Regions from separate parts of the Mus musculus genome. Here region 1 is linked to region 2. Evidence: chromatin loops called from intact Hi-C (ENCODE). Cell type or tissue: gastrocnemius. All regions are shown on one strand. Each heading gives the region's core, and the rest is flanking DNA. Links, peaks and the distances in the headings are about the cores only. Region 1 has its middle 15 kb from the start of Gm52138. Region 2 holds the start of Gtf2f2 (general transcription factor IIF, polypeptide 2).

Evidence for each region. A loop is a pair of places that touch in the nucleus more often than their neighbours do. Peaks named below come from ENCODE experiments on the same cell type or tissue, not always from the same donor. Only the 100,000 strongest peaks of a DNase experiment are listed, where the experiment ranks them.
Region 1: it touches region 2 in a loop (2.4-fold over the local background); 3 of 42 quality-filtered maps call a loop at or near these places.

What each region holds. Positions count from the first base shown.
Region 1 is chr14:75,873,100-75,878,470 of GRCm38, reverse strand. No RefSeq gene overlaps it. Among named protein-coding and RNA genes, the nearest start is that of Gm52138, 15 kb to the left of the region's middle. In gastrocnemius, for the core only: a CTCF peak has its summit at 1,974 (motif pointing left); a DNase peak (open chromatin) is centred at 1,960.
Region 2 is chr14:76,007,997-76,013,367 of GRCm38, reverse strand. It overlaps Gtf2f2 (general transcription factor IIF, polypeptide 2), which reads left to right and starts at 2,503. Exons shown (of 8, transcript NM_026816.3): 1 at 2,503-2,688. The coding sequence starts at 2,623. Gm36429 (a long non-coding RNA gene) reads right to left here and starts at 2,622. Exons shown (of 2, transcript XR_383601.2): 1 at 2,285-2,622; 2 at 1,256-1,458. In gastrocnemius, for the core only: no CTCF peak of the experiment used is centred there; a DNase peak (open chromatin) is centred at 2,433; H3K4me3 peaks cover 2,178 bases; H3K27ac peaks cover 1,107 bases.

The sequences.
Region 1 (5,371 bases), core at 72-5,071, 130 kb after region 2:
ATACATGCAGGCAAAACACATGCACATAAAATAAATTTTGATTTAAAAATTGCGGGGGGGGGGGGGCGGGGGGCGGCTGGAGAGATGGCTCAGCGGTTAAGAGCACTGACTGCTATCCCAAAGGTACTGAATTCAAATCCCAGCTACCACATGGTGGCTCACAACCATCCATAATGAGATCTGATGCCTTCTTCTGGGGTGTCTGAAGACAGCTACAGTGTACTTACATATAATAAATAATTTTTTTTTAAAAAGGGCATGCTCCCAACACAAATCTCTCCAAGAAATTGCTTCCTGAGCTGCTCTTCCAGAGGTCCTGAGTTCAATTCCCAGCAACCACATGGTGGCTCACAACCATCTGTAACAGGATCTGATGCCCTCTTCTGATGTGTCTGAAGACAGCTACAGCCTGGCAGTGGTGGCGCACGCCTTTAATCCCAGCACTTGGGAGGCAGAGGCAGGCAGATTTCTGAGTTTGAGGCCAGCCTGGTCTTCAGAGTGAGTTCCAGGACAGCCAGGGCTACACAGAGAAACCCTGTCTCAAAACAAACAAACAAACAAAAAAAGACAACTACAGTGTACTCATATAAATAAAATAAATAAATCTTTAAAAAAGAGAGAGAGAGAGAAAGAAAGAAAAAGAAAGAGAGGGAGAGAGAAGTCTCCTAGTCCACAGAAGGAGACTTTGTGCTCATAGGAACTAAATCTCTGGGATGCTGGTTTGTTTGTTTGTTGTTTTTTTTTTTCCTCTTTCTGTTTGTTTTATTTGGGAATTCACTGTGTAGCCCAGGCTTACCTCAATCTCAGCAATCCTGCTTCCGCTTGGGGAATTGCTGGAGCTATCCCAGAAGTGGCTGTGCTAGCCCAGTCAGTAACATGATTACAGATGATACCTCACTGAAAGCTAAAAGGGAGATCCAAGCTGACACCACCCTAGGTCCTGACCTACAAAACTCACAGATGGTGTTTGTTGTTTCCTAGACTACCGTTGAGGGTTATTTTGTAACAGTAATATATAATTAATACAGTGAGTCATGCTAGACGAGAGGCAAGCAATTAGCATATATTTCAAAATAAAAGCTACCTACTTTGAATTCTTTTTACTTTCTTACTCACATGGGGTGTGTGTGTGTGTGTGTGTGTGTGTGTGTGTGTGGTGTGTGTGTGTGTGGTGTGTGTGTGTGTGTAGTGTGTTCACTGGGGATGCAGGTACCATGGTATATGTATGTAGGTCAGACAATTTATAACTTTCAGAATCAGTTTTCTCTCTGTGAGTTCAGGATGAACTAAGTTGTAAAGCTTGGTGGCAAGTACCTTTGCCTCTCTCTCTCTCTCTCTCTTTCTCTCTCTCTCTCTCCCTCTCTCTTCCTTTCTTGTGTGCACAGGCCCATGTGACATGGCATAGGTGTGGAGGTCAGAAGACAGCCCTCTGGAGTCACTACTTCTCTCCTGTCACCTCCTGTCACCAGGGATGGAACTCAGGCAGTCAGTTCTCTGGGCCGGCCTCTATCCACTGGCCCCTTCTCTGCCTCTAGTCAGATTTTTTTTTTTTTTTCTTTGCAACACATGCTTACTTGGGGTATATTTCGCTCACTGCTCTCCTCTGTGGATACACACCCCCACACTCGGGGTTGCTCGCGTCATTCATGGTTGCATGGTTTGTAGCTGGTCGTTGCTTAAGGACCCCAGGAGCAGGACAAATTGAGAGGGTGGGCTGAGCACTTAGTTATCCACTAAGCAACAGCAAACTAGACCTAAAAACAAAGTCAAGAATTTGAAATCCAACCATGAGCGCCTCTCCATCGTCCAGTTCCAGCGAGCCTCAGCTTCTCCGCCCCGCCCCGCCCTGCTCCCCTTCCCCTGTCTCAGGGTCCTTTTCAGCCTCCAGCCCTGAAATCTTCCCGTCCAAGCCTCTTTGTGCTTCAATTTACCTTGGATTCTTCAGGTAGCAAGCGAGCTCCCTCTGCTGGCCGTCTAATGAAACACATCATCCAAACTGACAGGGCCCGCCCTTTGAAACAGAGGATGCTCATACAGAGTTGAGTGCTGGGATTAAAGGCGTGCGCCACCACGCCCGGCGAAATGTTTTTTCTTACACACAGAGTACATGCAGCAGCTAGAAGTATGGTATCCAAAAAGGGAAAAACAGCCACTTACTGTACTGTTTTGCTCAGTTACAGACATTTTGTCATTCCTTGCCACGTTTATCTAGATACAGATAGAGTGCAAACCACCGGTTATTATTAGTTGTTCTGATTTTAATAAGCTGCCTTATTGCCCAGTTTAATTCTCCTAGAAAGCCTCGGAGAAGGGATTGTGAAGTTTGTTAGATTTTGCGTGAGAGCTGGAATACCAGAGTTGACTCATCTCTTACTTTTCTATGTTTGTTCTTGTCAGAACCCCTGGGACGTGGTTTCAGGTAGTAAGTCTCAATTTGTTCACCCTCTCGTCTAGAACCCCCCACAATTGTATCGTGGCTGCCTTCCTCCTTCCTTTGGGGAAAGAAAGAGCAGCAGTGAGACAGCCACAGGAGGCACTATGGGGTAATAGCAGATGTGTGTACAAGGGGTTTTAGACAAAGAGTTCTGGGTGGCGCCTATATGGTTAGGGCGCTGAGTTCTTAAGTCTCTACAAAGAATAAATTCAAGAGAAACCCATACTAACCACTTTGACTATTTTGAATACCTATATAAATAAATTAGCAACAGACTTAGACCAAACATAAAGGTCCCAACAGATCCACTTTCCTTCCCAGGGGAATGTTTGGTATCTTTCTGCTTATAGAAGCGAGACAGCCTTCCCCTCCACTTAGCCACCACGCATTTCAGCGATGAGATGCAGCCGAAGCCATTTGCCTCCTACCACCTGCCTTCGATTGTAAGTTTTCACCTGGATGGCTTTTAGCAACATCGAGTAACAGCATTGAGTTCCATTGCTAAGCAATGGGCCAGGCCTGGGCTCCCCCAGCCACAGTGGGTCGGGCTCCCGATTCACAAAGGAACTTCACTGTACCAAGAAGAGGCTCTTTCGATTTCCCTTGGCCTCTTTCCTTCTTTCCCCCAGCCCCTCCCAATGTGGACACGCTGACATTTTCATCCATCTCAGAACCACTTGGCTCAGCAGGCGCCCTCTTCCAAGCAACTCTCCATCACTCAACTCGAGAGAGGCCAGAAGGCGGCCTTTAAGCCCTGAGTGCTGCGAACCACAAATAGTCTTTTAGGATCCATTTCTCTCTCCTCCAGGCCAAAGCCAGCTTGTTTATGAAATAGCTGCCACCGCAGTGGCCCACTCTCTGTCATCAGGCAGTACCGCTTCTTGCCGTCCCCGGAAAAACGCTAGTAGAGGAGGAGGAGATGGATAATGTCAAGCCGATGAGTTGCCTCCCCACCCACCCAGGCTCATGGGGAAAGCTAGAAGGATGGAGGAGGCTCCCGGGTCTGACAGCGTTCTTTTTGAGTTTGGGTTTTTGAAATGTAGCTCAGTCTCCAGGACCAGGGAGGGCACCGGGGGCACCTGGCTGCGGACCTGCCCCTCCACTCTCCACAGCCTGGCAGAATTTCTAAAGACCAGAGACTTAAAGCCGGGGGGCGGGGGCAGGGAACCGGGCCCCCACACAATAACCTCTTTTCCCTACTAGCCCTCTGGGCCTGAGCTCAATAGTGATCTGAGCTTTCTCTAGAGTGACCATGCCACAAGTCACTTCCTAGCCCATGGGTGTTCAGCATGTTTCCCAGCAGCTGTGACACAGGACCCCAAAAGGCAGACTGGAGACGTCCTTAGAATTGCCCTAGCCTGGTCCATTCCAATTAACAAGTTGCTGTGATGAACACCGTAAACAAAAGAAAGCATCTTGTGTGTTGGGGGTGGGGGGTGGGGTATGTCATCTTACAGCCCTTGGATGGCGCCATCACTGAAGGAACGTAGAGCAGGCACTGATGCAGATATCGTGGAGGCGTGCTACTTTCTGGCTTGCTCAGGACTCAGGACCAGTGGGACGACCCTCCCACATCAACCATTAATCAAGAAGATGCCCCTACAGACTTGCCTACAGGCCAATCCAAGGGAGGCTTTTTCTCAATGAAGGTTCCCTCTTCCTAGATGACTCTAGTTTGTGTCACAATGACAAATGGCTAACCAGCACAGGAGATCAGTGGTGAACCTTTTTTTTTTGGGGGGGGGGAGGGCTGGTTTAATTGGAGAGTTAAGTCCTGAGTGGGTGGCCTTGAAGGTAGCCTAACTCCACCTCTTCCTCCCTTTGCTGCCAGGCCACCGTGAACGGGCATCTTGTTAGGCCATGTGCACTTGCCCTGATGTGTTGTCTCACTACAGGCCCAGAACAGTAGGCAGCCAAACTGAGAACCTGCTCCTCCTTCTATCTCTGTGCCTCGATCCTTCCGTGTGGAAGAGGAATTTTCACTCTGTGGAAATCTACGTTAGAAATACATTCAGCTGGGTTTCTATGAGTTCAGGGCCATCCTGGTCTACAGAGCAAGTTCCAGGACAGCCAAGGCTACGTAGAGAAACCCTGTCTTGAAGAAATCAAAAAGAAAAAAAAAAGAAAGAAAAGAAAAAAGCAATGTGTACTTTTTAAACACTGGGCGCACAGCCAGGATCTGCGAGGAAACCATGAACTTGGGTTTTTGAGCAATCGCCAGCTGCTGAGATGATGTGGAACCTTCCAGATGGACTGGCCGCAGGTTGCATTGTGAAATAGGAATGAGCTTCTTGCAGGGCAGGTGTGATGTTATGGTTTAAGTAGATGTTTGGCTGTCACACTTGACTTGAGGGGCAGACAACGGTGCTTAATCTTGATTGTCGACTCCATCGGGCTGAGAGATGCCTCCAAGTGCGGTGAAGTGTACGTCCGTCCGTCTGCTGGGTTTCCGGGAAGGATCAACTGAAAGAAGGTGGGGAGCGACACCCTCAGAGTGGGATGCACTGTGCCCACATACCCCAACCCGAGAATCCCAGCACTTGGGAGGCAGAGGCAAGTGGATTTCTGAGTTCGAGGCCAGCCTGGTCTACAGAGTGAGTTCCAGGACAGCCAGGGCTACACAGAGAAACCCTGTCTCAAAAAACCAAAAAAAAAAAAAAAAAGAGTGAGAAACCCAACAGCAGGCACAGGCTCCTGTCGCCTCACTCTTGGCTATGCCGAAGCCTCCTACCACAAAGGACTAAAACCTTGAGCCAGAACACAGCTTCCTTCCCTTAACCTGTTTTGCTCAAGTATTTTTTCACAGCAACAAAAGGCTACCTAACACTAAGTTCAAGACTGTATGATTTGGAATGAGAAAATAAATCACACACAAATACACACACACAAAAAGGTCAAGGTTTTAAAATCCTAATTGTGCTGCTGGTTTTTGTCAAC
Region 2 (5,371 bases), core at 123-5,122:
GCTGACTGATTCAATCTGGCTTTTCTCTTGGCCTCTAATTGATCTGTTTTGCTTCAAAATATCTCTAGAAATCTTTTCTAATCTTCTGGCTCCTTCTCATTCTCTTGCTTGTTGTGTCTTTACCTGTGTCCAGCCTGTTCTCTCTTCAATCTGTCTCTGTAAAAACTCTCCTGGTAACACTGCCTCCTTCTCCCTCTCTCTGCTCCACTCTCCCTCCCGACTCTACTTACTGCTCTCACGAGCTCCACTGTATCCTGTACTGTACTCTCTTCTTCCTGAGCTGCCTGTCTCTCCCTGAAGTAGCTTCCCTCTCCTCTCTCTCCCTGTGAGAGTTGGCTATATCCTATTCTGTCAGACCATTCTCTGACTCATCACCTTGTCTGCCACCCATTTAGACATCACTTCCAAGCATGGCTACTTCCTCCACCAAATTAACTTTACCTTCATTGTTTGAGATTAAAGGTGAATCTAAGGGTTTGCCTGTATTCCAGCCAGAGGGATTACAGGTGCATACTAAGGGCTGAGCCACACCACAACTAGAAACAGGTTCAAATATCCTGTAACAGTGGTCTATGAGGAGATATCTTATCTAAACCATTATATCTCTGAGCCATTATAGCCATGAGCTTTGTTAAGTTGGACGGTTTACCTGTGTATGTTCAATGTAAATACTTTATCTTTAAAGCCATTCCTGGGGTGTGCCAGGCTCCTTTGTGTTCTTCTCACATATACTTGAACCAAGACTAAAGCACTTCTCATAGGCTCACCTTTTAACACTTTAGGCCTGTTTCCAAGCTGTTATAAGAGAATGCAACTTTTCTTTCCAATGAGTGCCTGGTCTTTTCCATCACATTAGTTTTGCCAGCAGATCTCAGAGACCTGACAGTTTTCCCAGCCCTTATGCTGCACAGATATAGACTCTCTGCAGTTTTGTGCATAGCTCTGGTGTGTGATTCAATAAATTACTTGCCATTCTTCCAATACCTTACTGCTTGTTTCTCTTCAGCAAATGTTCATTCAACCAAAGCCTACTGACATCCCACAGTATGTCAAACACTGTGCTGGGTGCTGTGCATATAAAATGAATAAAACACTATTTTGTATTTGTCCATTCTGCTTCAGCAAATCTGGGGCAAAAACAGTACTTTTGTCTAGGAGTTCAGTCAGTAGTGTAGAAAACAAAGATAAACACGCCTCTCATGGTACAGCGTTAAGCATCACACACTATCATATGGGGAAACAGAACTTTATCTAGGGGGACTCTCTTTTCTGTGTGGTCTTTATTTCATTTCCACTTGTCTGTGTTTATAAGTAGAAGTTTGCCAAAGGACAGGGCCAGTGTAAAGATCAGGGAAAGCAGGGCATCTAAGGCACAGGAATTGGTTTGAAAGAGGCTCTGAAATGGTAAGAGGAAGGTCCTGGAGTCTTCAAGCAGGTGGATGGGCTTGGTGTGGAATCCTGTGTGGAACAGAGAGTATAGGAAGGATCAAACCCAAAGGACTCAGTTGAAGCACAGGGTAGAATTTCATTCCAAAGGCAAGTGGGGGAGGAAATTACCAAATGAAGACTCAGGAGCTAGAAGCTGCGGTGAAAGCCTGCTAACTCTGAGAGGCAGAAAAAGTACTCAGCTGACCTTCCCACTCCACCGACTTCTCAGAAGGAAAAGCCCCTTCTCCTTCATGCACTCTTAAATACCCTTCACCTCAAACTCTCTCCTTTCTCTTGCTCATGTTCACTCTCTTGTCAGCTGGCTACTTGCTCTGCCGCCTGATCTAGGGTTGACTTTATTTAGCTCTTGGATTAATGTGCGCGCTAGGTAGGGGTGAGCCAGGCTACCTATACTTGTTTACAGTAAACAGAAAGTTCTAGGATCAAAGGCTGAGCCACAGTTATTAACAGATTCTTCCAGTTCACAATCTCAGGGCTCATAATGTGATCCAATATCCTGCAACCGGAAACTGTTTAAGCAGGGCAGTTGGATAATCAGATCTGTTTCTTACATGGTGGGTCTTACCAACTCAATTAGATGGCATTCAGGTTTCGGCGTCTGAAAGAGTGTATGCTGCTTGCACGGTGTGAATTGATTTTTATGCCTCGAAAAGGCATGTGTCCAGCATACTCACTTGTACTCTAGTGCCCACTTGTGCCAATGTTAATTGGGCCAAGAAAGTGACTTTTTTTACCCCCAAGTCTGTCCTTAAAATGCCTAGCTTCTTTATCTAGGGTTGGGTATAAATACACACAGCTTTTGTCTGTCTAAACCTTAATCTTTCCACTTTGTCACCTTTGCTGTAAACGCACGGTTCAGGATTAGGCTCTTCCTTTCCCAGCACTCGAATCCCAAGATTGCACGTTGCCGGGAGTCACGCCCATCTAGGAAATTGCCGGAGCAGGAAGTTTGTCCCTCTCGGCGCGCTGTCCTGACGTAGTCGTGCGCAGGCGCAGTTCTTCATTCGGCGGCGTGTTCTTCTCATCTAAGTTCCTGGTTCCCGGGCTGTGTGCGACGCCGGCTTTTCGCGGTCTACTTACTCCCTTGGCCGGCTCTGGACTGTCGCTCTCTGCCTTTCAGCGCCGGGACCACTGCTTGTGCGCGCACTGCACGCCTCCTCACGCGACAAGCTCATGGCGGAGCGCGGGGAACTCGATCTGACGGGCGCCAAACAGAACACCGGCGTGTGGCTGGTCAAGGTGAGTGAGACGCGAGCCCCGCGGGGCGCTTCCGAAAGTTCTGGGTCCGTCTTGCTCGGGCCACCGCTGTTCTGAGAAGCGGGTCGCTGTTGCGTCCGTTTGCAGGTTGGAGAAGTTACTTTAGGGGACACAGGGCGTCTTTCAGGCCGTCTCTCAATTTCATCCGCCCACCATGGAACTAACTCTCTTTACCGCCAAGACCTGGCCTTCCTGGAGTCCTGACCCGGTGGTCCCCGAGTGGGCAGTACATTTACCCCAGGTCGGAAAAGTCCTTGCGGTTTTCTTTTTGGTAAGGTTAACTTTAGTTATGAACGTGTATAAATTACTTGAATAGATATTCCGTACAGTTTTCTGGACCACAAAGTGGAGCTGGTCCCTGTGTACTCTGTTGTTTTGAAACAATCTCTCTGTGTAGACTTGGCTAGCCTGGAACTCGCCATGTAGACTCCTGTCGCTTTACACGGCTAGTGTTGCCTGGGTTGGTAATTCAATTGGAGCCTTCGAAAGACCTAGAAGTTCTGAATTCAAAGAGAAGTTGTTGACTTCGTGTTTTTAAAGAGCGAGTTTAGGATTCATGAAACCAACCAGCAGTAAATGTTTTAAGTGGTCATGCGGCAGACCTCGTTTGCCCCAGTGGTCGCCATCTATTCGGGTCACTTTTTTTTATATGGGGTGGGAGGCTCTGTGGGGAATCTCATTCTGAAAAACCATATTTAAATGGGATCATGAAAGTTTCCCAAACTTGTTTTTTAAATGGTTTATCTTTGTAATGAGTGTTTTAAGTCCATGGCTGAGTTCTCATCAAGACAAAGTGTTTCTTCCTGTCCTTTTCTCTGAAACAGCTCTCGTCGTTTGCCAGCACAGCAGACTATGTTAAGTTCTTCAAACCCCTGAACAGTTTCTAGTGCTCCTTTGTACCTGTCTGTATCTATTGTTGATGCCCCTACCCCCAAGTCACTTTCTTTGCACTTTGATTAGTGTTTGGCACATATTACTTTTCCAATATGTGATGAATATAAGAAATTGAAAAGGCACACGCCTTTAATTCCAGCACTCGGGAGGGAGAGGCAGGTGAGTGAGTTCCAGGACAGCCAGAGCTATACAGAGAAACCCTGTCTCGAAAAACCAAAAAGAAAAAGAAAAGGCTGTATGTCAAAGAGACACAAACTAAAGTGGGTAGGAGTTAGTCCTGTCAGTTTCATCGGCGGGCGATTAATGAAACACACCTCTGGGTGTTTCTGGTGCTGTTTCTGGAGGCAAAGTAGGTCACAGGGCTATGATCTAATTAAGGGATTAGTTACTCTGTTGGTGGATTTATAATGTGACTTCTCTGGGAGGTAGTGAAAGGTAGTGGGGCGGGGCCTAGTTGGAAGAAGTAGATTCTGGCTGTATGTTCTTAGGGCTGCCCTGGCCCTCTCTGTATCTCCTCTATATCATGGCCACTGTGGAGTGAGCTGCAGCACTTTTCCTTGTTTTTCCCACCATGACAGATAGAAACTGAGATACCCAGTGCAAAATAAATCTTAAATTGTTTCTGTCAGATATTTGGTCACAGTGACTAAGTCTGACTAAAACAGAGAATACAGCAAAGGGTTATAAGTAACAGGAAAAACGAAAACCTATTCTCTCCTTTCCTTTCCCTTCCCTTCTCTCCCTCTCTCTTCATCTCTCCCTCTCTCTCTCTACCTTTCTTAGTTCAGGCTGGCCTGGAAGTCTCTGTGTAGCCCAGGCTGGCCATAAACTCATGGTAATTCTCCCACCTAGGTGTGTGTTAGAGCACCTGTGCTTGAGTATTTATGTTAGATAAATACACAGATATATATCTTAGATAAAGGAGAGCTACCAAATAGACAGGACTGTGGTGTGCACACCTTTAATCTTAGTACTTGAGAAGTTAGCCTGGTCTACATTGAGTCAGGGGAATGTTGTAAGACCCAGAAACCAGAAGAGGGCATTGGATCCTCTGGTATTACAGGTATGGCTGGTTATGAGCTGCCATGTGGGTACTGGGAATTGAACCCAGGTCCTCTGGAAGAACAGTCAGTGCTTTAAAGCTGAACCATCTTTCCAGCCCTTATCAGACTTAAATAGCAAAACCATTAAAAAGTCCATATGGTATTTTGAGATACATTGTCCACAGTCTCACCTAGCTTTATTTCTGAGTTGTATCACTAGCCTTAGATTCGGTTTTCATATCTGTAGACAAGGGAGAGTACTTTGAAGAGTGATTGAGGGGATGAGTGGGTGGAGGGGATAGAAAGTCTACAAGGAGTCTGACAGAATTGTCTCCTCAACCTTCCTCTTTTCCAGCCTCAGGCCTATCACCTGACACACTTTGGTAGTCTACTAAGTTAATATCATGAACATACAATCAGCCTTTTTTACTCCTTTTTTAAAAAAACTTTAACTGTAATCAAAGTACTGTACCCCCCCCATAATCTTGCTAGACTTCCTTGTCTCCCCTTTGCAGCCCCAACACCTATGTCTCAGTCTGAATTCATTGTGATCACATTGTTATTCCAAGATTACTACGAGAACTAATGCTGACAACTGACAGTCAGTGAATACTTATTCTCCACAACACATATGCTTCGTGTTTTATTAAAGTCTCTTCTTTGCTTCTCATAACAGGATAGCTGAAAGGTCTAAACTACTTATGTGAAGAACAGAGGCAGATTATTTA